2 separate regions of the Homo sapiens genome follow, and region 2 is linked to region 1. Evidence: chromatin loops called from intact Hi-C (ENCODE). Cell type or tissue: Panc1. All regions are shown on one strand. Links, peaks and the distances in the headings refer to the core of each region. The heading gives the core; the rest is flanking DNA. Region 1 overlaps CCDC33 (coiled-coil domain containing 33). Region 2 holds the start of STRA6 (signaling receptor and transporter of retinol STRA6).

Region 1 (15,748 bases), core at 2,487-10,486:
CTTCTCAGAGACCAGAAAACTTCTTGACACCAAACAACAGCAAGGCTCTTCCTACCTTGGACCCCAAGATCCTGGATAAGAAGCTGAGAACCATCCAAGAGTCCTGGTCCAAGGACACAGTGAGCTCCACAATGGACTTGAGCACGTCCACTCCACGAGAAGCAGAGGAGGAACCTCTGGTGCCTGAGATGTCCCATGACACAGTGAGTGTCTCTCCCCAGGTGGGAAGGGCCGGGGCAGTGATGAGGCCATGGGAAGGGGACTTGACTGCCATCTGCAGGACTGCTTCATGCCTCAGGTGGCCAGTAGACCTCCCTCCCCTTAGGCACACTCTGCATGTGAGTTACCCCAAAGTCAAACTGCTGGGCGCTGTGGCTTCTTCGTTTGCAGGGTCTCTTCACCTTTTGAGTGGAACTCCCGTGTAATTTCTTTCAAAACAAACCCATGCAACACTTGTAAGCCAGGGTTCCATTTATGTGTGTAGGCATCAACTCAGAACTTCCTGAGGTGCATGGCCACTGGGTAGTGGGAAACACCTTTAAGAGATTCATTTTAGCTTATAACAGGAGAAACTGGGGCTCAAAAAAAGAGGACACCAGCTGGGCACGGTGGCTCACACCTGTAATCTCAGCACTTTGGGAGGCCAAGGCGGGCGGGTCACCCGAGGTCGGGAGTTCGAGACCAGCCTGACCTACATGGAAAAACCCCGTCTCTACTAAAAAAATACAAAATTAGCCAGACGTGGTGGTGCATGGCTGTAATTCCAGCTACTCGGGAGGCTGAGGCGGGAGAATCACTTGAACCTGGGAGGTGGAGGTTGCGGTGAGCCAAGATTGTGCCATTGCACTCCAGCCTGGGCAACAAGAGTGAAACTCCATCTCAAAAAATAATAATAATAATAATAAAAGAGGACACCAATTCTGGTGACATAGTCTGTGTCCTTGATCATGGGAGCTGCTGTGTTTTCCTGTTGCTGGTTGAGCAGATGCTCAGGAAGGGCTGGTGGAGGTGGCCAAAGTGACATCCTAATTTGCTGAGGAGTCAGTGCTGGGTTTCAGCCCTCGATGCAGAGAGCTAAAGAATGGGCTACCAAAGAGACAGTCCAGGGAGGTGCTACCCAGTAACCATGGCTGAATTATTGGGTAGCTTCCTCCCTTCTTCCACAGCGGGTCCCATGGGGAACGCTGCTCTGGAAGATCTTGAGAAAAGGCCCCAGACAAGGCCACCAGTCCACAGGGAAGTCCAAGCCATCCTCCTCCCAGGACCTGACCTCCTCCACCAACAGCCTCCTCATCTTCCCCTGGCACTTCTGCACCTTTCTGGAACATGTCCCATCAGACGAATAGGAAGGCTGGCTGTCTGCTGGGCATGCCCAGGGTTCTTCCACATGAGCACCCCTGCCCACCCTGGAGCAGGGCCATCCTGCTCAGGCACCACAGCACTTATGGGCCATCTTTACAATTTTCTCCCGTCACCTCTGGCCCTTGGGGAAAGAGCCCTTGGGATTAACATCCAGCTCAGTCATAAACTGCATTGAAAATAAAGAAACCCTGTCTTTGGAGATTTGGGGCAGCATGAATAAACCACTTGCTCCTGCCCTCTCCACATCCTGGCCTCGTGGTTCCCCCTTCTTGTGCCTCTAAGCAGAGGTAGTAAAGGAAAGAGAGGCCAGGTGCATGGCCTGCATCTGTAATCTCACTACTTGGGCAGGCCGAGGTGGGAGGATCGCTTGAGCCCAGAAGTTTGAGACCAGCCCTGGCAACATAATGAGATCCTATCTCTACAAAAAATTCAAAAAATTAGCTGGACTTGTTGGTGCACGTCTGTAGTCTCAGCTACTCAGGAACCTGAGGCAGGAGGATCACTTGAGCCTGGGAGGTCAAGGTTGCAGTGAGCTATGATCGTGCTACTGTACTCCAGCTTGGGTGACAGAGCAACACCCTGTCTCAAGAGAAAAACAAAATAAAAGAAAAAACAGGCCAGGAAAGAAAGAAGAGGGAAGGTGCCATCATGGGGAAAGGCACATGGGAAGGGAAGAGAAAGAAGGCATCCCTCCCTGGTCTCAGCCCTGTGGAGGGCTCAGAGCAACCTCTCCTGCTCAGCTGCCCCGGAGGGGCCAACCAGCCAACCCTCTGCCCTCCCCAAGCTAAGCCTCCACCTTCCCCCAAGGATGCAGACCTCAGCCCCTGACTCACACCACCTCTAGAAGCAGGAACCACAAGCACCTCCTGGCTGGACAAGCCTCTCACATCAGCCATCTGGGCACTGACATAGCACAACCAAGGAGGGGGAAGTACCCAGCCCTGCTCCTAGTACTGGGCATGGCAGGCAGTCCTTCGTTTGGAGTCTGCTGGGTAAAGCATCCAAGGTCTGAACTGAGGTCATTAGGTCTGAGAGTCTTTGAGAGAAACCAGATACAGATGTCTTAATACCATGGATTTGTCTGTGGGAAGTGAGACACAAATTGCTGGGGTGGGTTGGGTTGGAGTCTGCACTGTACTTATAAAACTTGATGATGATGATGATGGTGGTGGTGATGATGGTGATGATGATGGTGGAGGAGGAGCAGAGAGGAAAAAATAGAGTGGAGGAAGAAATGGCCTTTAAATATAGAATGGATCTGAGAGGTAGGCAATATAAACAATGTTTTCAACATCTGAAAGAATATTAGAATAACATGGGTAGAGGGCCAGTCTTGATTTTCTCTTAAGAATTAAACCAAAAGAGATGGGACCAGATTGCAGCTTGAGAAGTCAAGGTTAGCCATTAGGAGGAAGTGTTTTTTGGTTTTTTGTTTGTTTGTTTGTTTTCGAGATGGAGTTTCGCTCTTGTTATCCAGGCTGGAGTGCAATGGTGCGATCTCAGCTCACCACAACATCCGCCTCCCGGGTTCAAGAGATTCTCCTGCCTCAGTCTCTCAAGTAGCTGGGATTACAGGCATTCGACACCCTGGCTAATTCTGCCTTTTTTTTTTTTTTTTTTTTTTGAGACTGAGTCTCACTCTGTCACCAGCCTGGAGTGCAGTGGTACCATCTCAGCTCATTGCAACCTCCGCCTCCCGGGTTCAAGCGATTCTCCTTCCTCAGCCTCTTGAGTAGCTGGGATTACAGGCGGGCGCCACCACGCCCGGCTAATTTTTGTATTTTTAGTAGAGACGGGCTTTCACTATGTTGGCCAGGATAGTCCCAAGCTCTTAACCTTGTGATCTGCCCGCCTTGGCCTCCCAAAGTGCTGAGATTACAGACCTGAGCCACCACACCCAGCCAGGAGGAGGTGTTTTTGAGCAACAGTAACCATTGTGAGCGACAGAGGAGTAGGCAGAGAAAGAAGCAGCCTGAGCATGCTAGGCCGGGATTCTGGGAGGCTCTGAGTGATACCCCATACCCACAGACTGCAGAGGTGTTGTGAGCTGGGTCTGATGGAGAACTCACTCAAGCATGCCCACCCTGGGCATCACCCTCAGCACTCCCATCAGTGGCTCATTCACCCGGAGAGAGTGTTCCTGGTCCCTCTACCCTCCCTCTTGCTGGACACCTGGTGAGGCCTTAAGGACTGGCTGCTAGCCCTGGTTTGCTATCGGGTTAGGGCCACTCAGCCACCACCATCCAGTCCTTGAACTAAAGAACACACTGACTTACTCGCCTCTGGGCTCCAGAGCCCTGCCCAGGCCTGGTCCAAGACAGATGTTGGTAAATGCTTTTTGGGCAATGGAATAGAGAACCCCTGGCTGGACAGCAAGAGAATCAGAAAGAACCTTAGAAAGTATCTAGACTGATCCTCTCATTTTACAAAGGGTGGCAATGAGGTGGCCCAGGGATGGGCAGGAATGGGCCTGCCCAAAGCTTCCTGACATGGCAATCTCATGCCACCTTGCATCCAGCCAAGGAAATACTGGACACTACAGAGGCCTGTATGCTCAGTCAACCTGGCACCATCGGGTCCCCCAGAGACTCATAGAGTATCCAGGGCAGTGGGTATGCCCCTCTCCCTTACCCATCCCACTCTGTTCCAGGCACGCCATCCCTCCTTGTTCCTGACTCTTGACTACGTCCTTGTTTATCCTCTCACCTCTGGTTCGGTCTCCCAACTCATCATTTCTCTCTCTCACTCCCTCTCTCACTCACCTTCTCGCTCTCACTCTCTCGCTCTCCTCAGATTTACCAGGCTGGCTATTTCTACTTCTGACACTTTGCCCTAGTTGGGGCCTAGAGACCCAGCCCCCAGCCCCAGCTCCTACCCACTGGCCAGTGCCCAGAAGGATCATGGCAGGACCCAGACACACATGTTCACGTGGCCAGTAGATCCCAGTTACAGGCAGTAGAACGTGGGTGAGTAGCAACAGTGTACGGCTCCATGACAAGCACAGGTAGCCTAGCTGTGTAGCAATGGGTCACTCTTCCATAGCAACCAAACAAAATTACATAGCAATGGATGAACTCAAGCGACCATGAGGCACAGTGACAAGCAATCGAACGTGGCCGCGGAGCAGTGGAGTGTCGTTGCATAACAATAGACCCAGCCGTAGAAGCATGTCACACAGCCCTGCACCGCAGGAGGGTGCAATCACGGGAATGAGTACGGAGCACAGTGTGGAAGACGTGGGCAGACATACAGAGTAGTAGCACTGGGACACAACTGAGTAGCAATGGCACGGTCACAGTGTGTGTGGCTCCTGGACATGCGGCCAGGGAGCGGTGGCCGGCAGCAGGTCCCAGGGCTGGAGCAGCAGGCGCCAGCGACATGGCAGTGGTTGAGTTGTAGTCAAATGAAGAACCGCCTCCCTCACGCTGGGCCGTTGTCTCCGGCTGAGCCTCTTGGCCTCCCCTGATTTCAGGAGTGTGTTTGTCTATATCCAGTCTCATCATGCATTCCCCGGAGCCCAAAAAACAATTTTATCTCTGATTCCCTTCAGATCCGACTTCAGCTTAATAGGAAATTGAACATTTTCTGGAGAGAAAAGCGCTCTGGGAATAGATGAGAGTGGAGAAGAGGAGGTCTATGCCTCTCTGTGCAATGCTGCCTGCTGCCCCTGGCCCTGCCTGTCCCATCCCCATGGCTCACTAAGCCCACTGTGGCTCCCTGTCCCTGGATGTGCCCTTGATCTACCTCATTCCCAGACTGCAACCCAACCATTTCTTCTCACCTTGGAACACTTCGTTTTGATGCAGGCCTTTCAAGTTCCATTTGGTCAACATGGTACAAAACTCTGGTCCTGGGTGGGCCCATCAAGGTCAAGGTCCCATGGGTATGGTCTTGGGTCAAGTGTAGGGCCTCAGGCAGAGGTAGAGGAAGCCTTATCTCCCGTCTGAGTAGCTCAGGAAGCCATTGGGAAGAGGTGAGCCTTTAAGTGAGTGTGAAGAGTGAGGTGTTAAGGTTCATCCTGAACATGGCAACTCCCCAAATAGTCAACAGCCTGCAAGCATCTGCCCTCCACTCTCTGGGCACCCTGAGCCCATCTCACACGGAGCCAGGCCATGCCTCCTGACGCCAGGAGGGGAGCAGGTAAGGCGAGGGGGCTCTATGCCACCTCTAGATGGACCGACTTCCTCCACAAAGGGCTTCTGAAACACCTGCCATGTGCCTGGACTCCCCATTCCTCCAGCCTGTCAGAAAACCAGAACTCTCCACCCTGCCATGTGCCCAGCCCTGTGTCCAGCTGGGGCAGGGACATGGGGACAAAGAGGCCAAGGACCTCAGCTCTGAGAATTCCCCAGTGGACAGGAGCAAGCCATACCCGGGGAGACGATTAGTGGCACAGAGTAGGCACACAGTAAATATTTGGTGGGGGATGAACAGGCAAAGGAGGGGCATGGTTGGGACAATGTAGCTTTTTAACTGCCACACTTACCCAGCACTCCTGGACACACCTAGTGAGCCCTTAGTGAATGAGAGAGAGCTGGGGAGGTGGTGGATAGGGGGAGAGGCAGGCAAGGAAGTCTTCCTGGAGGAGGCAGACTATGCTTTGGATAAAGAAAGGCAGATGTGCTCATTTACTATGGAAGAATTGTGTATTCAGTGTTGTTTCCAGCACAGAAATTCAAGCACAGGGTTGCTTCCCTCCTCTTCCTGTCTCTCTCCCTGTCTCTCCTGCTCTCTCTCGCTCTCTCTCTTTTTCTCCCTCCCCCCTCTCTCTCTCCACCTCTCTCTCCTTCTCTCTCTCTCTGCCTCCTCTGTTTCCCTCCCTCCTTCTGCCTTGCTCAGAGGAGATTTGTGGCAGACCAGAGGGCCCTCATACCAGGAGATGAATAATTGACAAGGGTTGTTAAAAGATTCAGTGGAGTTTTTCCAACCTCCTTACACTGGAATAACTCATTTCTTTCATTCTGTTTTTGAAAGCCTTTCCCCCTCCCTCCACCTGTCTCCTCCACATCCCCGCCCCCTCTGAGCATACCGCTTTTGTTTCTCTTCCTTTCTTGAGTCTGCTGGACCCTAGAATGATTCGGCCTTAATCCCTCGGTTTCTCTAAATCCCCTTCCCCAGCTGTCCCCACCCCACTTGCCGTGCTCCGGAGGTGTAGGTTGACTTCAGCAGAGACAGCCCCAGATCATGAGTGCAGAGAGGAAGGAGGACCAGGGAAGCTGTGGCCTCTCCCAAGTCCCAGTGTGCCAGAGGTGGGCTCGGTCCTCAGAAAGGCAAGCCTCCCAGCACAGGGACCCCTTTCCTCGCAGGCAGGCGGAGGGGTGCTCTGGGGACGCTGGGTGACCATGTGCCTTGGTTTCTCCATCTTAGCATGCTGCTTACCCTACCCTACCTGCCTCTCAGGATCAGATGGGAGAGGTGAGGCCCCCCAGAAAGGGCGGCTGGCCGTGTAGCAGAGACACCCTGAGCCTAGTCCTTTCTGTCCGGCTGGCATGGCCCTGGGGTGACCACCCATCCCTGTCTGTCCAGGACTGACGGGTTTCCAGACTATGAGGTGTTCAGTGCTTAAACCAAGACAGTCCTAGGCAAACCTGGATGGGGGCCACCCTACATGGCACAGAAACCTCCCCTGTCCCAGGTCTGCCCCACTGGAGGTTGCCACACTCTCTACCCTGTCAGCCTCCCTCATCCACAGGGCATACTCCCCCTGCCCAGTCTGGCCCAGCTCCGTGCTGTCCATGCACTCATAGTGCTCCCACTGCTCCTGCAAGTGACCTTGACCTTCCTTCCCTTCTCTGGGCCCCAGTTCCTGCCTCTGACAGCACAGGCGGTTGGAGCAGATGTTCCTGAGTGCCCTGAGGCTCCTGCACTGTGGCTGCAGCCTTGGTCCTGCCCCCAGACCCACACCCAGGATGGGGTCTGCAGCCTGGTGAGGCCGACAGCAGAGCAGTCAGACCCGGCCTCCACTCCTCAGCACCACCTGGTGGCAGGTGATTAACTCTGAGCAGGAGTCTTTTGAGGCTGCCAGCAGCAGTCACCAGGGAAGGGACTTGGAGCACCCCTGCACACTACCCACTTTGGTGGCAACAAGCAGCAGGAACGTCAGCCTAGGGTGGTGACATTGCAAAGCCCCGGGAGCCTGGGATTGGCCCCCAGGAGCAGGAATAAGCAGCCCCCCCAGGGCCACTAGTTCAGGCACCAAGCCCAGCCTGGGAGCAGGGTCACCCAGGGTCTGGGAGTACGAGAGGGCCCAGGCCCCAGGTCCTTTGGAACCAAGAGAGGCTGAGGAACTACAAGAGAAACAGGGAGTGAGACAGAGACAGAGAGCAGAGCCAACCAGGGCCCACCCAACGGCCTCCAAACAGATGCCCTTGACTCAGTGTCCCCTTCAGGCCATCCCACACCAGCCACAAGACACGTTCCCAAAACACTGGCCACCCCAGCCTTCCTGCTGTGTCCCCTCAGTCTCCGTAGCCCCTGACTCTACTGCCCAGCGTGATTGCCCCATTTGCTGGGTTTGTGCTCTCTCCCAGTCACCTCTCCAAGCATCCCTGTTCTGTGCAGCACACACTCACGAGCTCCCGCCCAGGCCCAGCTCCCCGAAGGCAGGAAGGCTTCTCAGGGCCCCAGCCCTCCTCAGCTCCTCCCCTGCACTCCTGCAGGCCCCGAGCTGGGAGCACCGCCTGCTGACAGGGGCTGGAGGGGGTCCTACAATTAAATACTTAAGACAAGGCAACCGACCTAAGCCATGGCTGAGAACACTCGCCAGCTCTTTTCCCTTTCCTGTCCCTCCCCCAACTCTGACCTTTTTCTCTCCAATTCCTAAACACAATCACACACAGTGCTTACCAAGCATTTTAGCGAGGAAGGGAGGGAGGGAGAGGAGAAGGGTAGAAAGGAAGAAATAAGGATCACATCCCACATGTGTCTGTTACTTCCCTCTGCAGACCCCTCCTCTCACCTGCATAGCTCTTGCAGGTTTGTGTTCCATCTCCACCACTCCGAAGCTGTGTGACCTTGGATAAATCACTCCACCTCTCTGCTCCTGTCTCCTCATTGTTAAGTAGAGGGAACACTGTCACCCTGTCCACCTCTTGAGACTATGGGGAGGATTAACAAGAGAATGAGGGGCAATGTGTTGGAAACTGTAAAGGGCTGTCCACTTTGCAGGAGACTTAATAGTCACTGTGTTCCTGGGGCCCTGCGATCAAGGCGGAGAATAAAAAGGAAGCAAAAATCCCCCAGGCCTCTCCCTCTGACCCTTTCTCCGGCAGGGCTGTTCCCAGACCCCTGACCCACTTCTCCTCCCTCCTTCCCCCATCCCTCCGAGTCTCAGCGGGCCATTCTCCTCCTCCATCCATCACCTGAGACTAAAGAGATTAATAAACGAGACTCATAACTCAGCTGCTGGGATGCAGCAGATATTTACGGCTCCGTTTCAATTTGCAGAGAGATTAAGTGTTTGTCGATTTATTGTCTCTTGGTGTGTGCAAGCGGCTGAGCAAGGCCCCCTGCAGGCCAGTCCCCTCCCCCACTCCACACGCCCTGCACATGTGTGTGGGTGCCTCGCCTCCCACCCCCAGCCCCCAGCCCTGGAGCTGGCGGGGAGCCTGGTGCTGCTCTGCCAGGCAAAGCTATGAGCCAGTCCGGTGGGCCTGTCTTCCTGACCGACTTGGCCAGGTACCTAAGCTGATTTAGAGGGCCCACTCACACTCCTCCAGCCTTGTCCCTCCCCACCTGGCTAGGTAAATGTGCCCCAGATCCCAAGCTCCACGCTTCTAGAACACTCTGTCGGTACCCAAGACCCCCGAATGGGCCTGAACCTGCTTCTGCTTCTTCTTCTTCTTTTTTTTTTTTTAGACAGAGTCTTGCTCTGTCACCCAGGAGGGAGTAGTGCAATGGCGTGATCTCAACTCACTGCAACCTCCGCCTCCCAGGTTCAAGTGATTCTTCTGTTTCAGCCTCCCAAGTAGCTGGGATTACAGACACCTGCCACCATGCCCAGCTAACTTTTGTATTTTTAGTAGAGACAAGGTTTCACCATGTTGGTGAGGCTGGTCTCAAACTCCTGACCTCAAGTGATCCACCCGCCTCGCCCTCCCAAAGTGCTGGGATTACAGGCGTGAGCCACCACGCCTGGCCTAAACCTGCTTCTGAGGACTATGCAAGCTTAAATCTACACTTCTAAGGGTTGAATACTTTTGCAAGGGTGCACCCTGAGACCCAAGAAGCAACGGCTGTTTGCAGAGGGCACATGCTGGAAGCCTCCATTTCTGTTCTTGTACTGGGCACTACAGATATTAGGGGTGGGCCTGGAGAGGGGAGGCTTCCATAGAGAAAGCCCCCCAGCCTAACTGGGGAGAAGTCTGCAAAGGCCAAGGGAAGTGAGACAGCATGAAAAGGAGCATCACCCAGGGGCTAAGGGGGAAGTACTCAAACCCCAAGGATGAGCAGTGCTTCAGGAGCCAAGAAGGGGCCACATGAGCACAGGGAGCAAAAGTGTCTGGTGCCCCCAACCTCCTCAGACCCCCAGCTGTCTCTCCTTTCCCTGTTGACTTTGTATTCTGGCACAGGCACCTACTCATTCATTCATTTCTGGTACATGCACCTACTCATTCATTCATGCATTCATTCATTTGTTCGACCAGGGTTTTGAGCATCTACTCTGTGCCAAGTCTGGTTATCTCGCCCCACAGATTCCTCCACTCATTTGTGCAGCCCCAGCAGGTATGAGTTCCATTTCCACCTCCCAAGAGCTGTGTGGCCTTGAAAAAATCACTCAACCTCTCTGATCCTGTCTCTTCATTGTTAAGTAGAGGAAATACTCTCCCCGCCTCTTGAGGCTTTTCAGAGGACTAACAGGAGAGTGGATGGCAATGCACTGGAAACTGTAAAGGGCCGTCCACTTTGGCACTTTGCAGGAGGCTTATTAATAGTCGTTGTGTTCATGGGATCCCTCGAGACTGAGGGGGATGACGGAAGGCAGCACAACTCACCCAGGCCTCTCCCTCTGACCCCCTCTCCAGAAGTTCACCTCCAAGATATGTGACAGTCACATAAAGATAATTCCGTACAAGGGTCCCTGTGCTCAAGAAGTCCCAATTGAGCAGGGAGACACATCAAGAATGGCTGGAGGAGGATGTGGTCAGGACTGGGGCTCAGGGTCCTCAGGAGATTGTGGGAGCACAGAGGGGGTCTACCTAATCCTAACCCCCATCAACTCCCACCCCAGGCAGTGCACACTTTCTACAGAATGCCAGGGTAGTCTGCAGATGTCACTGTGATAAGCAAGAGAGAAAAGCCAACCAAGCATCAGTGGCGGTTAGCATGAAACCATAACAGATCTTTGATTTGTTGGTGGAAGGGAAATGAAATTCCTCTTGTTCCTGCAAGAGGAATCTGTTGATCTGTTGAGTGGGAATTACTAGTTAGTGTGTGTGTGCCTGTCTCTCTCCAGGCCTGGCCTGGGGTCTCACCAAAAGGCACTGTGGGGCCCCAGGGCTAGTCCCTTCCCTGTCTGGACCTCAGTTTCTCTATCTGTATTAATGGAGCGAATGCCTCCCTCCAGTGAGGGATGAGAAAGTCTTAGCGGTGTGGAGGAAAGAATGGATGGGATAGGTGGACTAGAGGACTGGTCAAGTCAGGGCCTGCCCTAAGTACCCAGAAGATCAGGCTCAGAGGAGATGAGAACGAGGTCACTCCGGGCAGAGGCCACCCAGAGAGAGAGAAAATTTACTGCCGAGAGAGGGTTGGGCAGGAGGAGCATCAGGAGACATGGAGTCAGTTCTGACTTGAGGAGTCAGCCTGACTGACCCCTCCCCTCCTGGGCCTCCGTCTCCCCTCCTGTGGAGTGAGGAGCCTGGTCTTGACAATTTCCTCTTTCATCCCAGCAAACAAGGCAGGCAGAGGTGGGACAGCCTCCTGGCGCTGCTCCTTAGTGAGATGGCCGGTGCTGCCAGGTCTTGCTGTCCATCCTTAATTAAATGGTGGGTGGGCGAGGCAGGAGTGGAGCACTCTCGGTAACTAAAGCCAAGATGATGAGGCCATAAATTGCTGAGGGCTTGAATCATCGATTGGTGAGGGTGAGGTGGACTATAGAACCAGGAGCGACTGGGAGAAAGAGTTGCTAACCTGGGAAATGGGGCTTGTCCCTTCTGTGCTCTGCAAGCACCAGCCCAACCTTAGTACTCATTTTAATAACACTAAGTGTTCCCATCAAGATTCACTGAGCTCGTACTCTGTACCCAGAACTTCGGTCACAATCTCATGTAATCCTCACTCCAGACTGAAAAGGAACATACAATTATCATCCCCACTTTGTGGGAGAGGAACCTGCTGATAGCACAATAACCCTCCCAGGGCCACCAGACAAGACCGAGGGGGAGTCTTGGTCCAACACAGGTTGGGGGTCTCCAGCCTAGCACTTGAGCCTTGGCCGAGCCTGGTGACTTGGAAGTCAGGAGCCTGGTGAGCTTAACTCACCATCTTCCCAGCCTATCTGGGAGGAAGAGCTGCCTCAGTTTCCTAGTAAACACCAAGACAAGCTCTGTGGCCTCAGGCCACCCCCTGCCGAGTTCCACCTGGAACATTTGAGAGTATAAGCAAGGCCTACATACCATATGTCCAAACCCCAGTAATCAAAATATAAATCAAGCAGAAGCTAGCAAACTCCTAAATATGTTCCATTCCTCTACCTCAATAAATACACCTTATGAACAACCTCAAAGAATTCTCAGCTTCCACACTGGCCCCTGGCAGTATGGCGAGAGCCACTCCCAGGCCCCCACCCCTCAACCCCACCCATCCCCTTTTCTTCTCACACAGCTCAATTTCAGTCCCACACCTATGAGACTCTGTGGGCTCTCTCGAGTGCATAAGGGTATACTGCCACCTTCAGGAGGACAGGCCCTGGAAGCAGGGGAGTGCCAGGATCCCAGTTACCCAGGGTGAGGTCTAAAGCGGGCACGGGCTCTAGGTGGGCACGTCCCCCTTGGGACCACTGACTCCTCACCCCATGGGAAGGGTTGTACCCCGAAGAGGGCCAAAGCAGGACCTTTCAACCCACGGGGCCCAGGGCTGGAGCCCCTCTTGTCCAGGGCTAAAGGCAGAACTGTCCCTCCCCCAACCCTCACCACTAGCTTGGTGACTCTATCAGGGTGCACTCCTGAGTTCAGATTAAATGTTTTTCAGTACAATCCAATTTCTTCCTGACACACGGACTAGAAAAGCCCAGTCCATGTGTGCAGACAGACAGACACACACACACACACACACACACACACATTTGGTGCTAAATATCCAATCAAGTCCGCAGATAATAGAGACCAGCCAGTTCACTCCCAGTTTAATCAGATAAAATGCTCATTCATCGGCTCCTGCCAGAGCTGCCGTCCCCTCCTTAGGGCGGAGTCGAGGGGGCGGGGAGGGCCTGTGGGGGAAGGGGCTGAGACCCGAGTGGCTTGAGCATGTGGGCTGCGCCTTTAAATCTTCAAGGAGGGGGGACAGCGTTGCCCACGGGGGACTAATTATCCTTCAGCCTTTAGCCAGCTCTTACTCAAACAGACAAAAGGGGGCTCAGCATCTCTGGTGGCACTAAGCCTCTGCAGCAGAATTTTTTTCACTCTCAGATATGCAAATCCACCTCCACAGGGTGGACCCTGGGGTTGGGCTGCAGAGGGGCTCGGGGATTTGGAAGGGCCAGGAAGAGCAATGACAGCTGGACCCTCTCAGAGGACTAGTTTGGGACTGGAGGCATCTCACTCTTCCTCCTCAGGCTGGGTAGGGAGCCATTCAGTAGGGAGCTGCCACGCTGGTAGGGAGGGTCCTGTGGAGGCCAAGATGAAGACCTCACCCTCCTGCCTTCTCCTGTATGTGGGTGGGGGGGCTCCTGTGGAGGGCCAGTGGGCTCACTCAGAGAGCTGGCTCAGGATCTGGGAGCTGACCGTCCAGATGGGGCCCTCCTGCCTACCTCAGCCTTCCTCCTCCTAAGACACAGCCACCAGGTGACCTGTCCCAAGCCCAAATCTAGACATGCTACCCCCCGCCCTGAACCCATGCATTGTTCCCTTGCCTGCAACAGGAGCCCCTCAGCCTGATGGGCCCTGGGGCTTCTGAAGCCCCTGCCTCAAGCCTTTACCTGAACCCAGAATATTCTACCCATGCTCAATGGCAGTGGTGCCTCCTCCCAGCTCCAGGCCTGTGTTCCCGGCTCACTCCACCTTGTACCCCTCGCCCACCTCCACACCAGGTGCCTGGCGTGCAGTGGGTGCTCAGTAAGTGTGTGCTCACTGAATGCACAGAATGCCCTTCCTGAGCAGCTTGGTGGACCAGGGGTGGTCTGGATCACAGAGGTGTTTACCTCCTACTCGGCTCCCAGCCAGCACCTACAGGAACCTCAGTCTCTTTAGCTGGGAAAGGGGGACAGTGCTAGCCCTTATCCCCAGGCTGGCTGTGAAAACCTCACAGTGCCTGGAGCGGCTTCTGTGAGCCATGAAGAGCTTCTGGCGCCTTTTTTTCCTACAGTGGGGAGTGAAGAGTACAGTGTAGGAGAGTGCAGAGGGTCTGGGAACAAGCTTCCATCTCTCTCGGTCCCTCCAAGACCCACATCTTACACCACTATTGGCCACTCCTTCAGGGAATCTATTTATCCACTACAAATGGATCTGTGCCCCACCCGTTCCAGACCCCCCAAGTCCTCCACCAGCCATCTCAACAGAACAGCCTGGACTTTAAGTATGAGGGGAACTTAAAAACTCTGGGAGAAGCTAGCGCAGTGGCTCACACCTGTAATCCCAGCACTTTGGGAGGCTGAGGCAGGAGGATCACTTGAGACCAGGAGCTTGAGACCAGCCTAGGTAACATAGCGAGATGCCGTCTCCACAAAATTTTTTTAAAAAATTAACCAAGCATGGTGACACGTGCCTGTAATACTAGCTACTTGGGAGACTGAGGTGGGAGAATTGCTTGAGCCTAAGAGGTTGAGGCTGCGGGCAGTGAGCCATGTGCCCGCCACTGCACTCCAGCCCGGATGACAGAGTGAGAACCTGACTCAAACAAAATAAAAACAAAAACAACTCTGGGAAGATGGTTAGGAGGCAGGACTGGAGATGTGCTTGGTGCAGAAGGTCTGGCTAATCAGAATTTGAATTCTGAGGCCGGGCACAATGGCTCATGCCTGTAATCCCAGCACTTTGGAAGGCCGAGGCGGGCAGATCACGAGGTCAAGAGATTGAGACCATCCTGAACAACATGGTGAAACCCCGTTTCTACTAAAAATACAAAAATCAGCTGAGCGTGATGGTGCATGCCTGTAATCCCAGCTACTTGAGAGGCTGAAGCAGGAAAATAGCTTGAACCCAGGAGACAGAGGTTGCAGTGAGCCGAGATCAAGCCACTGCACTCTAGCCTGGGCGACAGAGGAGACTCCATCTCAAAAAAAAAAAAAAAAAAGAAATTTGAATTTTGAGACCGACTCTGAGGGGCCTGAGGTGGTCAGGGGGCATCCTGAGAGAGCCAGCAGGGAGGGTACCCGCCAGCAGCGAGAGTGCTGCCCCCAGGAAGCCCCCTCCCTTCATTGCCACCTGCATCTGTGAGGTCTGGGCCCTGGATTTCCATTACCTGAGCAGTGGGCAAGGCTGAGCAGGCTGTAGAGAAGGTTCCCATGGGGGACTCTCAGGGATGGGGAGAGTGAGGTGTGAGAGGAACTGAGGCCAAAAGAGGCTGGGTGACAGGCAGGGGAGGTGGGGGGCTCTGAAAGGACCAACTGCCTTGAGGCTCAAGCCTCAAGAGGCAAAGCTGAACACAGGGATTACTGGGGTTTTGATGGCTGAAGCACTTTGTGAAGCTCTGGGGTGGCCTGGAGCCTGGCAGCAGTGAGGTGGTTTTCCGCAACACAGGGCTGGGGAGGAGGCTTGTGGCCTAGGCTGGAGGCAGGACCGTGATCTGCCTGGACAGGGCGCACGGGGCCTGTAGCACAGGCCTGGAGGCAGGACGGGTGGTCTCACCCCACCTCTGCTCTCCTGTGACACTGAGCTCCCATCACCCTGGTCCCTTCCCCTACCCATGGTCCCTCCCAAGGCTAAAGATGGTCTAGGCCTCCTTGGATCCCCCAAGAGCCCCAAATGTCCAGACAGGGCTCCTTCCCCCAGGGAGAGATGTGGCAGGTGCCCCCAGCATCTCTCCCCTCCACACCCCCTACCCCAGTGTGTTCTCTCCTGGCCTGGGTGAGGACAACAAATGGGACACAGTGGGCACATGCTTCGCAAAAATAATGAGAGGGAAGAATGTGAAAATGAGAGCCTAGGATTCAGGCCTGGAGAGCACAGTCATCTAAACAGACGAGGCTCTAATAGCAGGATCTCAACCCCTCCAGCTGAAAACGACCAGGAAC
Region 2 (15,748 bases), core at 4,275-12,274, 100 kb before region 1:
GAGTGCAGTGGCGCGATCTCGGCTCACTGCAACCTCCACCTCCCAGGTTCAAGCAATTCTCCTGCCTCAGCCTCCTGAGTAGCTGGGACTACAGGCCCGCGCCACCACCGCCAGCTAATTTTTATATTTTTAGTAGAGACAGGGTTTCACTACATTGGCTGGGATGGTCTCAATCTCTTGACATTGTGATCCGCCCGCCTCAGCCTCCCAAAGTGCTGGGATTACAGGTGTGAGCCACCACACCCAGACATAGGACAACTGTTTACATAGCACTTATGTTCGATATTATAAGTACTTTAGAGATAACGAGGTATACTGGAGAATGTGTGTAGGCTATATGCAAATACTACACCATCGTATATCAGAAATTTGAGCCTTTGGATTTTGGTATGGAGGGGTGTTCCTGGAACCAACCCACCTCAGATACTGAGGGATGACTGTGTCTGCACCTCTATCTATTTACCCATCATCTATCTATCTAAACTTTGGAATGTAAAATTTCTGGTTTTTCTATGTTGTGAAAGTAAATGAGCACAGGAATTAAAGCTGGACAGACTTGGATTCAAACTTAGGCTACGCTGAGATATTAGCTGTGCAGAAACTTGGCCAAGTCAAATTCACCTCTCCAAGCTTCCATTCTCCCCATCTGTAAAGTGGAGAATAATCATACCCATCTCCCAGGATTTTAATTGTTGTTGTTGGTTTTTTCGGGGTTTTTTTTTTTTCGGAGGTGGTGAGGCAGAGTTTATCAAACATGTTGTCTTGCTAAATCTTCCCAATTACTCAAAGAGGAAAATTATTCTATTTTCTCCTTTTTACAGATGAGCTAACAGGTTCAGAGAGGTTATATAACTTGCCCAAGGCCACACAGGAGGTAAATAGTGGAGCTAGGATTTAAATTCGTGTTTATGTGGCCTCCAAAATTAATGCTCCGAGTCACTTCATGAGTCCAAGAGTGAACACCCCGGCCCTTCTGGGTAGGCCAGAACTCCCAAGATGGCCTGCAGCACCTGGTCAGGGTTCTGGATGGAGCACCTGGAGAGCTGGGTTGGGCCGGAACTGCTCCAGGCTTGGGGGTTGAGGGCAGGGCTCCAGAGGCAGATGGCAGTACAGGGTGAGGGACATACCTGGTAAATGGCCGTCCCTGTCAGTGTAGCTGAAAGCACCAGCTTCAGCGGGAGATGGAATCCTGTAGTCCTCAAAGGAAGGAGTATGGTGAACAGCACCACTCAGGCCCGGGAGCCCTCCTCCCTCCCAAGGGGCCCAGGAAAAGGGCCAGCAGGACCCTAAATGACCAAGGCCAGGCCAGGGTCTTCCCGCTGTCCCAAGCTGGTAGTTGTCCCTCTTGATGACAAGGATTCTGGGGAGCAGGAGCCAGTCCTCCACTGCAGCCATTCTGTGCAAGGGAGGGTAACGTCCCCTGTCACGCTCGGCCTCAGCTCCCAACCCCATACCTGGCTGTGGAGTGTAGATGCAGTGTCTCAAGCAGACGCGGGCCCAGGACAGGAAGCCATGCTTGGAGGTGTGGTAGCTGCAGAAAGACCCAGGCAGGTGCGGGGTCCTCAGGGGAAGCCCATTCCCTGAGGGCCAGCCCCAGAGGCTGGTCATTCTTCCCCTCTGCCCCTGCCATGCTGCCCAGTGCCAGCTTCCCAAGCACGGCTGCTAACCAGCCCAATCCATTGGCCCACAAAGGGTGTGTCAGAGACCCCACCTGCTTCCCAGCTTCTTCCTGCAAAGGAGGTTCCTCAGATATTCCTCAGAGTAGCTGCTCTGCAGCCCCTGTGGAGACAGACAATTGAACAAGCAGATGAGATCTGCCTCGACCCATTCGTGGGTCCCTGGCTCAGGGAACTAGAGTGTTCACCAAGCAGGTGCTCCATAAAAACCTGTTGGCCATGGCGGTGGTGGTGAGTGTGGATGGGGCTGACCTGTGGGGATGAGGTCCGTGCCCTCCAAAGCTTCCCTTTTCTCTCTCACAAATACAAGGCCAGTCTCCTATCAAAGAACCATCAATGCCAGGAAGTTCTTCCTAAGATCTGTCTCCAACTCTCGCCTGCTTTACTCAGTCACATCTCTTCACCGTTTCTTCCCACCCCTAGCCCTCTGGCCTCTGCTAGCTGAAACTGGGGCAAAGGGAAGCTTGTGTCCCACGGGCACATCCTAGACCAGGACACAGAAGAGGGTCATTCCAGGTCAGACACCCTCAGGCTTCTCCTGCTGCCACTGCGCAAGGGAGATCACAAGGGTGACCAGATTTGTCTAAGCCACATTCCAGGCCTTAAGCTGCCTGTGAAGTAGCAGAGGCCCATGGGAAGATGGGGTGAGCCCCTGCCTGGAATCACTGGGAGAACACAGGCTGTTGTCACTTGTTGCCATGACAACCCTGGGATCCCGGGCAGGAGTGGGTCAGCTCAAAGCTTGATGGGGGTCCTTTGAGACTTAAACCTCTTTGACCAAAGTCCAAAGAGGATTGTACACCTCTCAAGCCTGGGAGGAAAGGCTGGCAATGGAGAGAGAGATGGGGTGGTGGAAACCCTGGAAGAGAAGGTAAAGGGGCATGCCTCAGGCACTGTGTCGTCCCGGGGGGCCGCTCCCTTTTCAGAGCCAGCTGTAAACAGGAGGGGACACAGGCTTCCTCGAGGGGTGTTGGCCTCAATAGGCAGGAGCTACAAGCGCTCAGAACTCCCTGCCTGCCACGTGGGAGCCGAGTCTGGAGTCCGTGGGCCTTCTCGGACCAGAGTAGCCCAAAAGGGACCCGGGGTTCTCCATCCTGCCTAGGGATCTCACTCACTCTCTGGATTCAGTCTGACCTTGCCGAGTTAACACCCGGTCCCAGCCCCTCTGCTGAGCTCCAGACTTTGAGCAGTACACCCTCAGGACCAAGCATCATCCCAGGAGCACCTGCTCCTCCCTCCACCTTCCCTGGGCCAGCAGCTGGCACCACCACCTACCTGCTGGCTGGCCAGGTGCCTCCCATCAAGCCTTTCCTTCCCCTGCCCTGTCTGAAGAGAAGCCACGCCCTTTGGCCTCTATGTCTTAAGACTTTCTCCTGAGTCTGTTCTTCTTTCCCCTTTGAGGGTCTCTGCAGAGCTTTCTTCCTCCTCCTCTCTCACCAGAAAGAAGTAGTGGACCCCGCCCCCTGCACCACAGTCCCAACACCCGGTGCAGGTTTCACATTGCACTGCAGGTGTTTTGTGCCGCATCTGTCTCCCCCACCACACTGGGAGCTCCTGGAGATCAGACACAAGTCCATCAGCTCCAAGTCCACAGCACTGAGCCCGGGGCCTGACATATGGTAGGTGCTTAGAAGGCTTTTTAGTGAGATTGAAGTATCTTCTAAGAATTCTCTTTTACCATGATGCATTCATCCATCCATCCTTCCTTCCATACATCTTTCCTTCGATCCATCCATCCATTCATCCATCTATTCAAAAATTCAAAAATATTTGCTGAGTATCTATTAAGGGCCAAGACCCACCCAGTGCTGCAAATATAATGAACAAAACAGACACAAAACTATCTCTTCCCCTTTACTCATGCTCTTTCCCGTGCCTACAATGCCTGCTCCTTATTCTCTCATCACTCTAGATCTCCCTGTCCTTCAGGCCCTTGTAGAGTCTACCTCCTCTAGGAAGCCCTCTCAGCCCTCCCCTTTATCTGAAATTATTCAACCACATCCAACCTAGAGTTGACTCATAATGGAGTTCTGCCCTGGGTGCTTCCTGAATCATCTCATTATGTGCAGAACTCGGATTAGGCACAAGGCTCCAGGCTGTCTCTCCAGCCAGATCTCAGTGTTTCACAGACAGAGATATGACTCTCCTGGCTTCTGACTCAGTTCTGCTTTGTTAAGTCCCTACTATTCACACAGCCCAGTGCCGCGGGTATCCTGGGTGCCAGTCAAGGGCCCAGTCCAGCTTTTGCCTAGGGAGGGAGGACTAAGCAGTCACTCAGCAAACATTTTCTGAGCATCTATTCTGTGCTGGGCCCTACATCAAGCACGGCCATGTATCTGGGACCACAGATACGGGGGAGTAGGGCTGTCTTGGGTGCTGAGGAAGAGCTCATCCCAGGCCTGCCCCTTTACCTTGGAGCCTGCTCCTGTCCTACGGCTGAAGCTTCTCACCAGCTGCACAGGGTACCAAAGGCTCAGGAATCCGAGGCCCAGCAGGAGAGGCAGGGAGGCCAGCAGGGAGTAGTACTTGTAGATCTGGACAGACAAACACCCAGACAGACTACTTTCCACCTTCTTCCCCCAGCCAAGAACCAGAATCCGTTGCCCTTCCCACCTCACACTGGGCCCTGAGGGTGGTCTGGGGGGCCATGGGAAGGCTTCAGCTCTATGGTTCCCAACCTGCCACCCAGCGCAAACCTGCCCACTTCCCCTTCTCGAGCCCTGCAGAGATGCTCACCCCTCCCCCAGGCTCCTGGATCCCCACGGGCCTGAGAGGAGCCAAGAGGAGGAGATCACTTGATTCCCTCCTGCCCCCCACTGGAAAGGACACCTCTTTCTGTTTCTGTGTTCCCGGAGCATTAGGAACAGTTCTGAAAATCACACGAAAGCCTGCCTTTGCCTACATATAGTTTTCAACCTGAGCATCAGGAAAGTCTATGCCCTACTCCTCAGGGCTGAGGCCTTCCTGGGGGTGGGCTTTTTGTATACTCATTCATTTATTTGTTGGTTCAATATACTTTTATTGAGAGCTTAGTATGTGCCAGGTTCTAGGTGGTGAAAAAAAGCCACCAAGTTCCCCCTCTCAAAGCAACCTCTTAGTCTTCACCTCCACCCTGAGGGACTGGTGTTATCAGCTCCATGGACGGATGGAGAAACGGTCTCAGAAAGGTGGCACTGTTTCCCCAAGGCACTTGGTACCACCTGGCATCATTTTGTTTGCGTGTCATGTCTGCCCTTCTGAAGTGACGGCTCTTGGGAGGCTAGGGACTGTTTGTCTTGTTCATAGCTGTAGTCCAGTGCCTGGAAATGTCCCTGGTACAAAGTATGTGCTTCAAATATGTTGTTGAATGAATGGGTGAGTGAATGAATGAAGTGGTGAAGCTGGATTCACACTCAGGTTGTCTGGCTCTAAAGCCTGTACCATCACTCTTTGAGTTCTAGACTGGACAGCTTCACAGCCCCAGCCAGCAGCCAGTGAGCAAGGTCCTGAGGTTCCGGAATTCTCCTCTCAGCCCTCTTAGACCATCCCTGACTTCGCACTTGCCGGCCTCCATCAAGCTTCACTCCCATTCCCTCTCCAGCCTGACCAAAGGGAAGCTGGGGGATCACTAACACAGGCATTGGGGGTGGGGGCCATTTCAGGCTTTCTCTTCCCCCTACTCTGCCCACTTCCCCTTCTCCGCCACCTCCTAGACTTAAAGTTCCTGAGGGCTGGGCCCAGCCACCTTGTTCCCTGCCTCTCCTGCAGAGCAGCCAAGCTTGGAAGGGGCACATGTTTGAAGGCATGGAATCCCATGCACAATGGAAGGCTGCAGGGCGGCCCATCATAGAATCAGAGCTCAAAGGAGGCACTGTGGTTTGAGTAGGTTGCTCTGTGCGCCCCTCTGCCCTAGGCCATTGTGATCAGCGGTTACCTTGGGCACCTGGGGACACTCTGCCCTCTGCCAGACCTGGACCCCAAGGTGGGCCCAGGACAGCGTGCTGCCGAGCAGGTGTGCAGCTGTGTGGCCAGCCGTGGCACAGGCAGCCAGAGGGTAGTAGAGGGCAGCATAATAGAACAGTCCCAGTATCTTCCAGGCCCCTGGAAGGTGAAACAAGCAGAGAGACCCATGCTGGAGGGGCAGACATGGGGCCTGCAGTGAGCCCACCCAGGCCTCTCTTCGGTCTCCAGCTTCCAAGCCCTTCAGCACGTTCAGTGGGCAAGAACACTAGGTTCAAATCCAGGCTCTGACTAGTCTCAACTCTGTGATCTTGGGCAAGTTACCTCTTGGAGCCTCAGTTTTCCCATCTGTAAAATGAAAATAATCACAGTATATTAGCAAGGGCAAAATGAGAAGGTGGATATATAATGCTTAGCATGGTGCCTGAGCAAATACTCAATTTAAGATACTACTTCCCTGGCTCTCAGTTCCTCCATTGCAAAATGGGGCTAATATGCATACTTTGTAGCATCGTTGTAAAGACTGGATGGTCTAAAAAGGTCACGTCTCAGGATAGCAGCCCATCTCATTGACAGCTGTTCCTGTTACTCTCATCTCCTTGAGCCAAGCTTAAAACTCCGAGACCCCACCCTACCCCATCCCATCACACCAACCCCAGGGCCTGGGGGTCAGTGGGTACCTTGGCTGGGTGCTGAGGCGAGAGTCAGGAAGGGCAATGCGTCCTCGTCGGGGAGCAGCAAACACAGGGAGCTCAGGAGGACCATGAAAACAGCAGCAGGCACTGCCCGGGGCCTGTCCCCAGCCAAGAAATCCACAGGGCTAGCACAGAGGCAAGGACAGGGCAGGAGGGAGTTGCTCAGCCCCTGCACCCCCATTACCTCCCAGCTGTATTCCATAAATCAAGGAGGTGGAGTCAGTCCCACTTTCTAGATGGGGGAATAAGGCCCCTTCATTCATTCATTCCATAGATATTTGTGGAGTGCCTCTTATCTACCAAGCTCTGGGCCCCGTGCCAAAGGGACTTGGGACACACATACAGTGGGAAGAAGCCCTAAGACTGCTCCTCCGCCCACCCTGGAAGCTCCAGGAAGCAGCCACCTCCACACTAATTGGTCTGTCTGAGCTGGCAAACCTTCAGAGAACTCAGCGAGTCACAACATCCTTGTACAACAGCCGCCGCCCTGGGCTGGGTGTGGACCCGGGGCAGAGGGCAGACAGCGGGCATAGCTGTCCCAGGCATCACCCTTCTGGGCTCAGGGCAAGCCACTCAGACCCACAGCTTCTGCACTGCAGCTTGCATTCATGCTCTGAGAGGTTCATTCTCCCTCAAACACTGCCCCAGCCAGGGCAAGCTCTTTCTGGGGCCAACCAGAGACCCCAGGCTGGTTCCCCACAAAACCAGCACAGCAAGACCTGCCTCGGTGCACAGTCTGGGTCTGGGATGTGAAGCTGTCTACACCAAGGAGCCACCCATCACCTGCCCCAACCCTTTGGTCTCTCGCACACTAGCTTGCCCAGCCCCATCTCCTCAGGATCATGCCTGTCCAGGCTCTGGAGTCACAGGGCTGAAGGAGATAGGAGAAGAAAGCTCCAGCTATAGGGGCTAGATGTCAGTCCCCATAAATCTGCCTTCAAGCATTAGGGTCCAGGTGATACCCTCAGGGAAGATGACGGTCAAGATGGCATTGGGATGGTCACGTCAATCCACACATGGAGGGCTGCCTGAGAAGGTACACTCTGACGCTGGGTCCTGTCAGGCTTGTTTCCCTAGGGTCTGGGTTGGAGTCCTTTCTCCCAGGCGGGCTTGAGCGAGTCCCTCCCCCTTCCTCTGGGGGTCCTGACTAAACCTGGAGACCTAGGTGGGGGTGAGGAAAGCTCCAGGCTGAGGGCGATAGGGATGTCATTAAAGCCAGAGCTGCCTTTTAGGTACCTAACAAATCACCCACCCTCCCAGAGGGACCCTGTCAGCTGGGTCCCCTGAGTGGGGGTGCCCAGGCCATGGTACAAACCTGGGCAGGCCGGGCCTGCCACGCACACAGTCAGGCCAGAGCTGGCGGCGCCTCACCAGCATGGCCAGGAGCAGCAGCACAAGGATCTGAAAGGAGAGTGCAGAGGAGGGCTTGGGGTGCCCAGGCCTCCCCTGAGGGTCTGAGTTTGAGGGCTTGGACTCAGGCCCCAGGATATCCCCTACCTGCCCAGTGCACACTCATGTGACATCTTGGGGACTGGTCAAGGGGTGACAGACATCTGGAAGGTTGGACTTGCATCCTGGTTTGGGCCTCCAAGCTGGGAGAACTCCCAGATAGCTCCCCCCACCCAGGATCTTCCAGGGCCCCCCTTCACCAGCCCCAGTGGGGAACACAGGTCCCACTGCCCAGGCTGGCAGCAGCTTGCAAGCCAGGTTCAACTTGGGTTGGACTCACTGACAGCGAGGCCAGGCAGGCGTGGTACAGGCCGGGTGGTATGCTGGTGTGGCAGGAGGGCACTTCCCTGCAGAGCAAATGAAGGCTGGCTCAGGCCTGCGTCAGGCCCCCCTGGGTGTGCAGATGGGTCTGGGGTTCAAGACTGTTCACACTGAGGCTTTACCCACTACCTCCCTCAACCCTCTGATCCCTCCTACACAAGCCTTCCCAGTCCCACCTTCTCAGGGTCATTCTGGGGCCCTCGTGTCCCTGTGATGTGCCAGCCCCATGCCAAGCTCTGGGGTTATAAGACTAAAGGACATGGGAAGCTCCCAGGGGAAGCAGAGTAGACCGGCTCGGCCTGATCACTTATTCTCTTTTTTTTTTTTCTGGAGGGACAGGGTCTTGCTCTGTCACCCAGGCTGGAGTGCAGTGGCTCGATCTCGGCTTACTGCAGCCTCAGCCTCCTGGGCTCAAAAGATCCTCCCACCTCAGCCTCATGAGTAGCTGGGACCACAGGTGTGCACCACCATGCCTGGCATTTTTTTTTCTGTATTTTTAGTAGAGACAGGGCCTCACCATGTCGCCCAGGCTGGTCTTGGATTTCTGAGCTCAAGCAATCCTCATGCCTCAGCCTCCCAAAGTGCTGGGATTACAGGTGTGAGCCACTGTGCCCGGCTGAGCACTTATTCTTGCTCACCCAGATGCTTCCTGTCCTTCAAGGCCTCCCCTCTCCAGGGAGCCCCTCTGACTGCTCCTGGTCTCACAGACGTCTTCTCAGAACTGCAGTTGAGCACACTACCTGGGTCAAGCAGTCAAGGGTTTGGCCCTGTGATTCGCCCTCTACTCACTGCCATCTGAGGTTGGTCTGTGACTAAAATGATCTCCCCTGGTCCCTCTCTTTTCCTGCTTCCCTCTCATTGAGAGCCTCCATGGACAGCCATGCAGGTTGCCCACTGCACAAAGATGCTCAGCCAAGGGAACGAGCAGGCCACCCTGCTCACCAAACCCAGCACCTGCTGAGCTGAATGCACCTAACTGGGGATCCCTTTCTCTAATTCCACAGAGGCTCCCTATGGCCTGGCAATGGTCCTGCACTCACCCTGGCTGAGCGCAGAGGTAAACCCACAGTGGAGATAGGGGTCACTGAGGACAATGAAACCCTCCGCTTCCCCAGCAGAATCATGTGGTGGAGAAAGGGAGTGAGGCAGGAGTCCTGAGCTCAGGGCTGGCCCTGGCCCTGGGAGAGTAGGCAGGACTGGGTCCCTGGTGAGCAGTAGAGCTCCGGGTTTTCCCAGCTTGGGCCTGGGAGAGCCAGAGGGAGGGTGGCAGCATGGGTGAGGCCAGTGGGGTCTGGTGGGCGAGGGCCTGAGATGGAGCCTGGGCTGCCGCCAGTCCCTGCCTGCACAGAGGGCTTAGCCGCCCACCAAAACGCCCTCCACTGTATGAAGAGAGGCATCAAGGCTGCATTATCCAGGGGAGTGCAGAGCCCTGGGATGCTCTGCTGGGTCAGCTCGGTCTGTCCTGCTCGCTTTCTCTCAGGAAATCCCAGCGGGTGAGCGGTGGGAAAGAAACCAGTCACTTGGTGGAGAGGCAGAGTAAGTCAGCTCTGGGCAGCTTCTTGGCCAGGAGACCAGCCTCTTCCCAAAGTAGAACTGGGATCGTGAGTAGCAGCCACACTGACTCCAGTGTCAGCTCCCCACCTCCAGCTCCAAGGCCTCTCACTCTGGTGCGTAGGGCAGCCCTCCCTCTCAGCCGGCATCTCCCCGCATGACTAGGTCCCGCTCCACCTTTACACCTGGGCCCGGCAGGGACTTGGAAAACTGTCCCTGGAGTAGTTTGACCATTTTCCTATGGACCTTACCCCAAACCACCCCTACCCCCAGAAATGCCCTCCAGGGCCCTGCCTGGGGGAGCCTCTGGCCCTTTCTGTATCACCTGAGGTCCCCATCTGACCTCTCAGCTCAGTGTGAGGGGTCAGATGGGGATCTCAGGTGGCATAGAAATGAGCAAATATTTGGCTAGTGGCTTGTGGCCCCACTTTTTGTGCCATGGGACAGGCAGGATGGCACAGACATAAAGACCTTGGAGAGGGTGGTGAGCTTGATCCTGGGACAGGCACAGCAGGTGCTGAAGGATGCAGAGGAGGGAGAACTTTGGGCAAAAGGAGGTGGTATCTGATTGGAGTTTAAAAAATGGTTAGTGGCTGGGAGCAGTGGCTCACGCCTATAATCCCAGCACTTTGGGAGACTGAGGCAGGCAGATCAACCAAGGTCAAGAGTTTGAGACCAGCCTGGCCAACATGATGAAACCCTGTCTCCACTAAAAATACAAAAAAAATTAGCTGGGCGTGGTGGCACGCACCTGTAATCCCAGCTACTCGGGAGGCTGAGGCAGGAGAATCACTTGAACTGGGGAAGCGGAGGTTGCAGTGAGCCAAGATCGCACCACTGCACTCCAACCCGGGCAACAAGAGCGAGACTCCATCTCAAAAAATAAATAAATAAAAGTTGGTTAGCATCTCTTTAGGCAAAGAAGGGGAGAGGCAGCTCCAGGTGGAGGGAAGTGCATGAGGAAGCAGAGAGGCAGGCGACAGGCAGCGTGGCTGGGGCTGGGCAGGCCTTCCAGTTTGATTGCAGCCCAGAGGTCAGGTGAGATGAGGTTACAGCAAGCATGGGAGGCCCCAGGAAGCCACTGAGGGTGTTTGAGCCATTGAATGTTCTGGATTTTAGGACATTTCTGTGGCTGACTCCACTGCCATCAGTGTTCATCCACCCCAACTCCAGCCTGAGAGTGCTGGGGCACTGGGCACTCCGGAGTTCTTCAAAGCTCTGATGCAACATGTCCCCAGGGTGTCTGACTCACACAGACAGAGGTGAACCCAAGTTCATTTCCTTGGGATTCCCCTGAGCTCCCAATTTTCTGCTCCCACTTTGAGGGCAGGGGGATGGCAGGCAGCTCAATTGGTTTGGCTAAGTAAGTAGATTCAAACAAATCTCTTTATTCTTATGGATGTCATGCCCTGCAGTGGGAGAAAGAAGCTGAATCTTCTAGATGTCACCCACATGAGGGACTGGACTCCCCATCACCCAGTGCCTGACATACACACAACTTTATTCTGAGACAACAGCTATAGACCACAGCTACATTTACAGGCACCTGGCCCCCAGCCAGTGCCCAGGCCCTGAGGCTCCCAAGGACACAGCTTCAGATTAGAGCCTTCACCTAGGTCAGAAACCATCCTCATGGGTTCCTGGGCCTGTCCTCATTCTGGTCTCTCGCAGGCCACACATACACAGCAGGATATGTGGAGCCCACAGGCTCTCGGTCAGTCAGGCAAGATGAGTGGGGAGCACGCCCTTGCTGACTGCAGGCTATTTTCCAGGTGGTCAGAACCCTGAGTCCTCCAAACAACAGCTCCTTCCCCGAGGCCTGGGTGGAGCCTCTGTCCCTGCTGGATGACCCAAGCCCAGCCAGGCCGCAGCCCCAGCCCCTGGGGAGGCACGCAAGGATTTTTCCTTCTCAAGTTTCAGGTTTTGATGGAGAACAGATGTGCACACATCTGGCTCGGCAACCCCCAGCCTCACCTTTCTACTTCTCCAAACCGTCAGACAGAGCAGGGAGATAAGGGATGGGGCCAGGCCTGGGAACAACAGGGGAGAACTGGCTCTGGGTCCTACACAGGCAAGACATCCTGGCAGGAGGTGGGGGACACAGAAGGGGCCCAGCTCCTCCACCAGGGTGCCCAGACTAAACCCCGGTAGAATGGACCCAGGCAAAGCAGCTGTGGCTGGGTTCTCAGGCCACCCTGGGGCGGGCTGCCTTCCTGCTCCCACCCTCACCTGGGCTGGCCTGAGCACTTCTGCTAAAGGGAATAGGCTCTCCTCATCCTCTGAGACCATCCAAAGACAACAAGGGTGCTTGTTTCCTCAGTGACTTCTCACCAGGCTTTCTCCCTTTGGTTCTCTGCCTTCCCCGAATCCCCCAGCCTGCCCAGAGAACTTGACACTTGGAAACACCACACCCAAATGCTCACCACAGAGACCAATAACCCCTTGAAGGGAGGTCTGCTTGCCTCAACTGCTCTCAGCAGCTTCTCCATCCTGGCTATGGGCCAGAATCACCCAGGGAGCCATCCCTGCAGATCTGAATCATCTGTATTTTTAACACGTCACACATCATACCTAAGGTGACCAGCCTTAGGTGTCTTAACAGCAGGGTGAGGGATGTTGTTCTCATGTAACAGAGGCAGAGACTGAATGAACCCCAGAGAGGCTGTGACTTGCCCAAGGTCACACAGCAAATGAGTGGCAGAGCCAGACCTAGCAGCCCCTGCCCAGGAGCTGCTCCCTGGCCAGTTGCAACCTCTGCCATCACCCCATTCTGATGGCTGACAGAGTGAGGTGGGGTGGTTCCACACTTACCCCTCTGGCTGGAGCTCCTCGCCCCCCTGGGGCTCATCGATGTACCAGCTGCCATAGGAGTAGTCCTCTGTGGCCCCGGGGGAGGTCTGGTTCCCTGCTGGCTGGGACGACATTCTCTGGCCCTTCTCCTTTGACCCCAGGCGAGAGAAAAAAAAAGCCACTACAGATGTGAAAAGAGGCTTAAAAGAGAAAAAAAAAGAAAGAAAGACGGAAAACCCAAACAAAGAAACATTTCTCTTTAATCCTGAAGGTTACTTTCTTACTTTTAGCTCTCTGGGAAAAGCCCGTCTGGGACTGAGGGCCTGAGCAAGCTGGCACGGGAAGAGGACAGGGCCTCTCGTGTCCCCTCCTCCCTTCCCGCCCATCGCACTGGTCCTGCAGAGATAGCTGTCCCCTTGGGGCCCCGGGGCTCCCGCTGGCGCATCTGTCTGACCAACCACCAGCAGGCGTGTGTTCAAAGGACCATTTTCAAAGAAGGCTTGTCCAGTCTGAGCTGCCTAAAGAGACGCCCCTTCCTTCCCCTTTCCCAAGCCCACCTAGACAGACCCACAGACACACCAGAAGGGAGGCCCAGGGAGGAAGGAGTTGCAGAGATGAAAGGGTAGGCAGCCCACGGCCAGCTCCGCACTGCCTGCCTGGGCCCTCCCAGCTGGGCTCCCTTGAGCCCCTCCCCCAGCCTCAGCCTGCCCCTTTCTGGCCCCTTTGGGCCTCGGTGATGGAAATACACCATAATCCTTGACAAAGCCCCCCTCCTGGGGGAGGAGGCCCCAGCACCATTGGCGGCCTGAGCCCTGCAAGGGTGTGGCCAGGAGCCACCCCCACCCCCGCACCTGACTTCACACACATACCTGCCTTCAGCGCCTGCCCCAGAGCTCCCAAGCCCCTGCCCGCCACATCTGCAGTGCCGCACACAGACAGGAGACCAGCATTACAGCAACAACCGAGTGAGACGGACCGCTGGGGCTGGGCTGGGGCGGAGGCAGGGAAGGGGAATCTGTCCGTTTCTTCTCCTAGGGTTTCCATGAAGGAGGCAACATGTGTCTCATTGGTAAACCCTTTTTGTTCCTACAAGTTGATTTCACAAGGAGATAACTCACCCCCACAAGGCGGAAATTAGCTCTTTAAACACAAACCAGACCCACGGGTAGGCAAGAGGAGCCCCGCCTGCCTCCTGCTCCTCCTGGAGTGAGGTTGAGGGTGAGCAAGGGAAGGTCTGGGCCAGGGAGGAGGGCTCCTCCGCATTCTCCCTCCCCAGGAGCAGGACCCTGCCCCAGCCTGGAGGAAGGGGCGAGAGGCAGAAGAAGGTAGAAAGCAGTTCTCAGGCCACTGTCCCTGGTGGAGGTTTAGGCCCCTAAAACTGTGAGGGTCTCTGTCCTTCCAATACCCTACAAGGGGCTTCGGCTTGGACCCTGTCAGCTAAGGCAGTCATTCAACAGCTTTTTTAAGAAGACATTATTCATTTAGTCTTTTAACTTAAATTTATTGAACACACACTATGTGCCAGCACTGTTCTGAGCCCTGAGGCAGGAGAGATGACAGTTCAGCGGGGACACAGCCAGATAACTAAATCCCCTCCAAAGTCTGAGGGTTACAAAGGGAATCACAGGTTGAGCTGGTCTGTACCATGGGAAACCAAATTTAGTCCAAGAGCATTTGGGGATGGGGGGAGATTCCTGAAGAAAAGAACCTTTCCGTGGTGATCTGAAGGGCAGGGGAAAGTCCGCTGAGCAGAGGGTGGCAGGCTCAGGATGGGGATGGGGGTGGGGGAAAGTGTGTTCCCCACAGAGGAAACAGCACGGGTGAAGTCTCAGAGTAGACAGGGCTTGAAATCCTGGAGGCTCTCTTTCAAATTCCCAAGCCTGCAGGGCAGGATTAGGGGCTGAGCACCCTGCTAGCCTGAGTTCCTCCCCCTTCTTCCCAAATGGCCCTTCTTGCAGGAAGAGGGCTCTGTTGCTCTCCACCATCCCACAGAGATATCAGCATCTGCTGACTCAGAGCTGAACCCGAGCTTTATTTGATGTAATGAGGAGCCCACACTGGCCCTTCTGATCCCAGGGATGCGGGAAACTTGCCTTCCAGGCGCGAGTGTGAGCTCCCGGAGGGCGGGACTCTATCCCTCCCACCCCTCCTCCTGCCTTCCCCTGATGCTCAGCGCCTGGCCCTTGGGTAAGAGGGACTTCAGAAATTGAGCTTGGCAAAGCCATTGCTTGTTCTGGCGGCCAGTATTCATTTGTGGGCCTGTCCTATACAGGCGGCTGCTGTGCCCTGAGGTTCACCAGCTGGGCTTCCCAGAGTCCCCGTGCCCACACCAGAGGCCAGCAAGCCCTTCCCTGCTCAGGGGTCTCAGACTGTTACCTTAGGGAGCAGCCAACTCCCATCTGATTTTAAATCCACCTCCAACCATTGGAGTCCAGTTCCAGACAGGGAGCCCACTCCCTCTACAAGGCAGCAGTGTCAGGGGTTAGACATCCTTGCCTATCAGAAACCATGCCCTTTGGCCAGGTGTGGTGGCTTACACTTGTAATCCTAGCACTTTGGGAGGCCGAGGCAGGTGGATCACCTGAGGTCAGGAGTTAGAGACCCAGCCTGGCCAACAAGGCAAAATCCCATCTCTACTAAAAATACAAAAAATTAGCCGGACGTGGTGGCGCACACCTGTAATCCCAGCTACTAGGGAGGCTGAGGCAGGAGAATCGCTTGAACCCAGGGGGCAGAGGTTGCAGTGAGCCAAGATCGTGCCACTGCACTCCAGCCTGGACAAAAGAGGCAAACTCCATCTCAAAAAAAAAGAAAGAAAGAAAGAAAAGAAACCATCCTCTTCCTTGGAGGAAGCCTAACTCTGCCTTCCCCAGGCTGGTTTGGCAGCGAGCAAGATGAGTCAAGGCCTGCACCAAATGGAACCTGATGTATGGTAGGGCTTAGGGGAGACAACACCAGAGGGGAAGTGAAGTGGGGGAAGAGAAGAGAGACGGGAGTTGGCTGTTTGAGACAAGGTGGTCAGGGAAGGCCTCACTGAGAAGGTGGTGTGTTGCTGATACCAGAGGGGAGAGAGGGAGGTACCAGTTGGGCACTGTGTTCATCTGTTTCGCATTGCTGTGAAGGAAAACCTGACTCTGGGTAACTTAGAAGGAAAGGGGGTTTATGTGGCTCACAGTTCTGCAGGCTGTGCAGGAAGCAGCACGGCACCAGCATCAGCTTCTGGGGAGGGCCTCAGGAAACCCACAATCGTGATGGAAGGTGAAGGGGGGTCAGGCAGGACACTTGGCAAGAGAGGGAGCAGGAGAGATGCCAGGCACTTACAAATAG

Evidence for each region. Peaks named below come from ENCODE experiments on the same cell type or tissue, not always from the same donor. Only the 100,000 strongest peaks of a DNase experiment are listed, where the experiment ranks them.
Region 2: a loop joins it to region 1, with 4 times the contacts of the local background. A loop is called at or near these places in 5 of 110 quality-filtered maps.

What each region holds. Positions count from the first base shown.
Region 1 is chr15:74,295,746-74,311,493 of GRCh38, forward strand. CCDC33 (coiled-coil domain containing 33) reads left to right here. Exons shown (of 19, transcript NM_025055.5): 11 at 9-203. Among named protein-coding and RNA genes, the nearest start is that of CCDC33-AS1, 16 kb to the right of the region's middle. RefSeq lists an enhancer at 4,957-5,778. In Panc1, for the core only: CTCF peaks have their summits at 7,331 (motif pointing left) and 7,535; a DNase peak (open chromatin) is centred at 7,325.
Region 2 is chr15:74,189,713-74,205,460 of GRCh38, forward strand. It overlaps STRA6 (signaling receptor and transporter of retinol STRA6), which reads right to left and starts at 13,075. Exons shown (of 19, transcript NM_022369.4): 1 at 13,001-13,075; 2 at 12,443-12,570; 3 at 8,040-8,106; 4 at 7,626-7,711; 5 at 6,296-6,435; 6 at 5,940-5,963; 7 at 5,590-5,756; 8 at 4,088-4,210; 9 at 1,712-1,779; 10 at 1,455-1,531; 11 at 1,128-1,189. The coding sequence starts at 12,555. It also overlaps a transcript of CCDC33 not described here. RefSeq lists enhancers at 3,762-4,263, 7,275-7,444, 10,174-10,809, 10,810-11,443, 10,877-10,936 and 3 more. In Panc1, for the core only: no CTCF peak of the experiment used is centred there; no DNase peak of the experiment used is centred there; H3K4me3 peaks cover 593 bases; H3K27ac peaks cover 3,175 bases.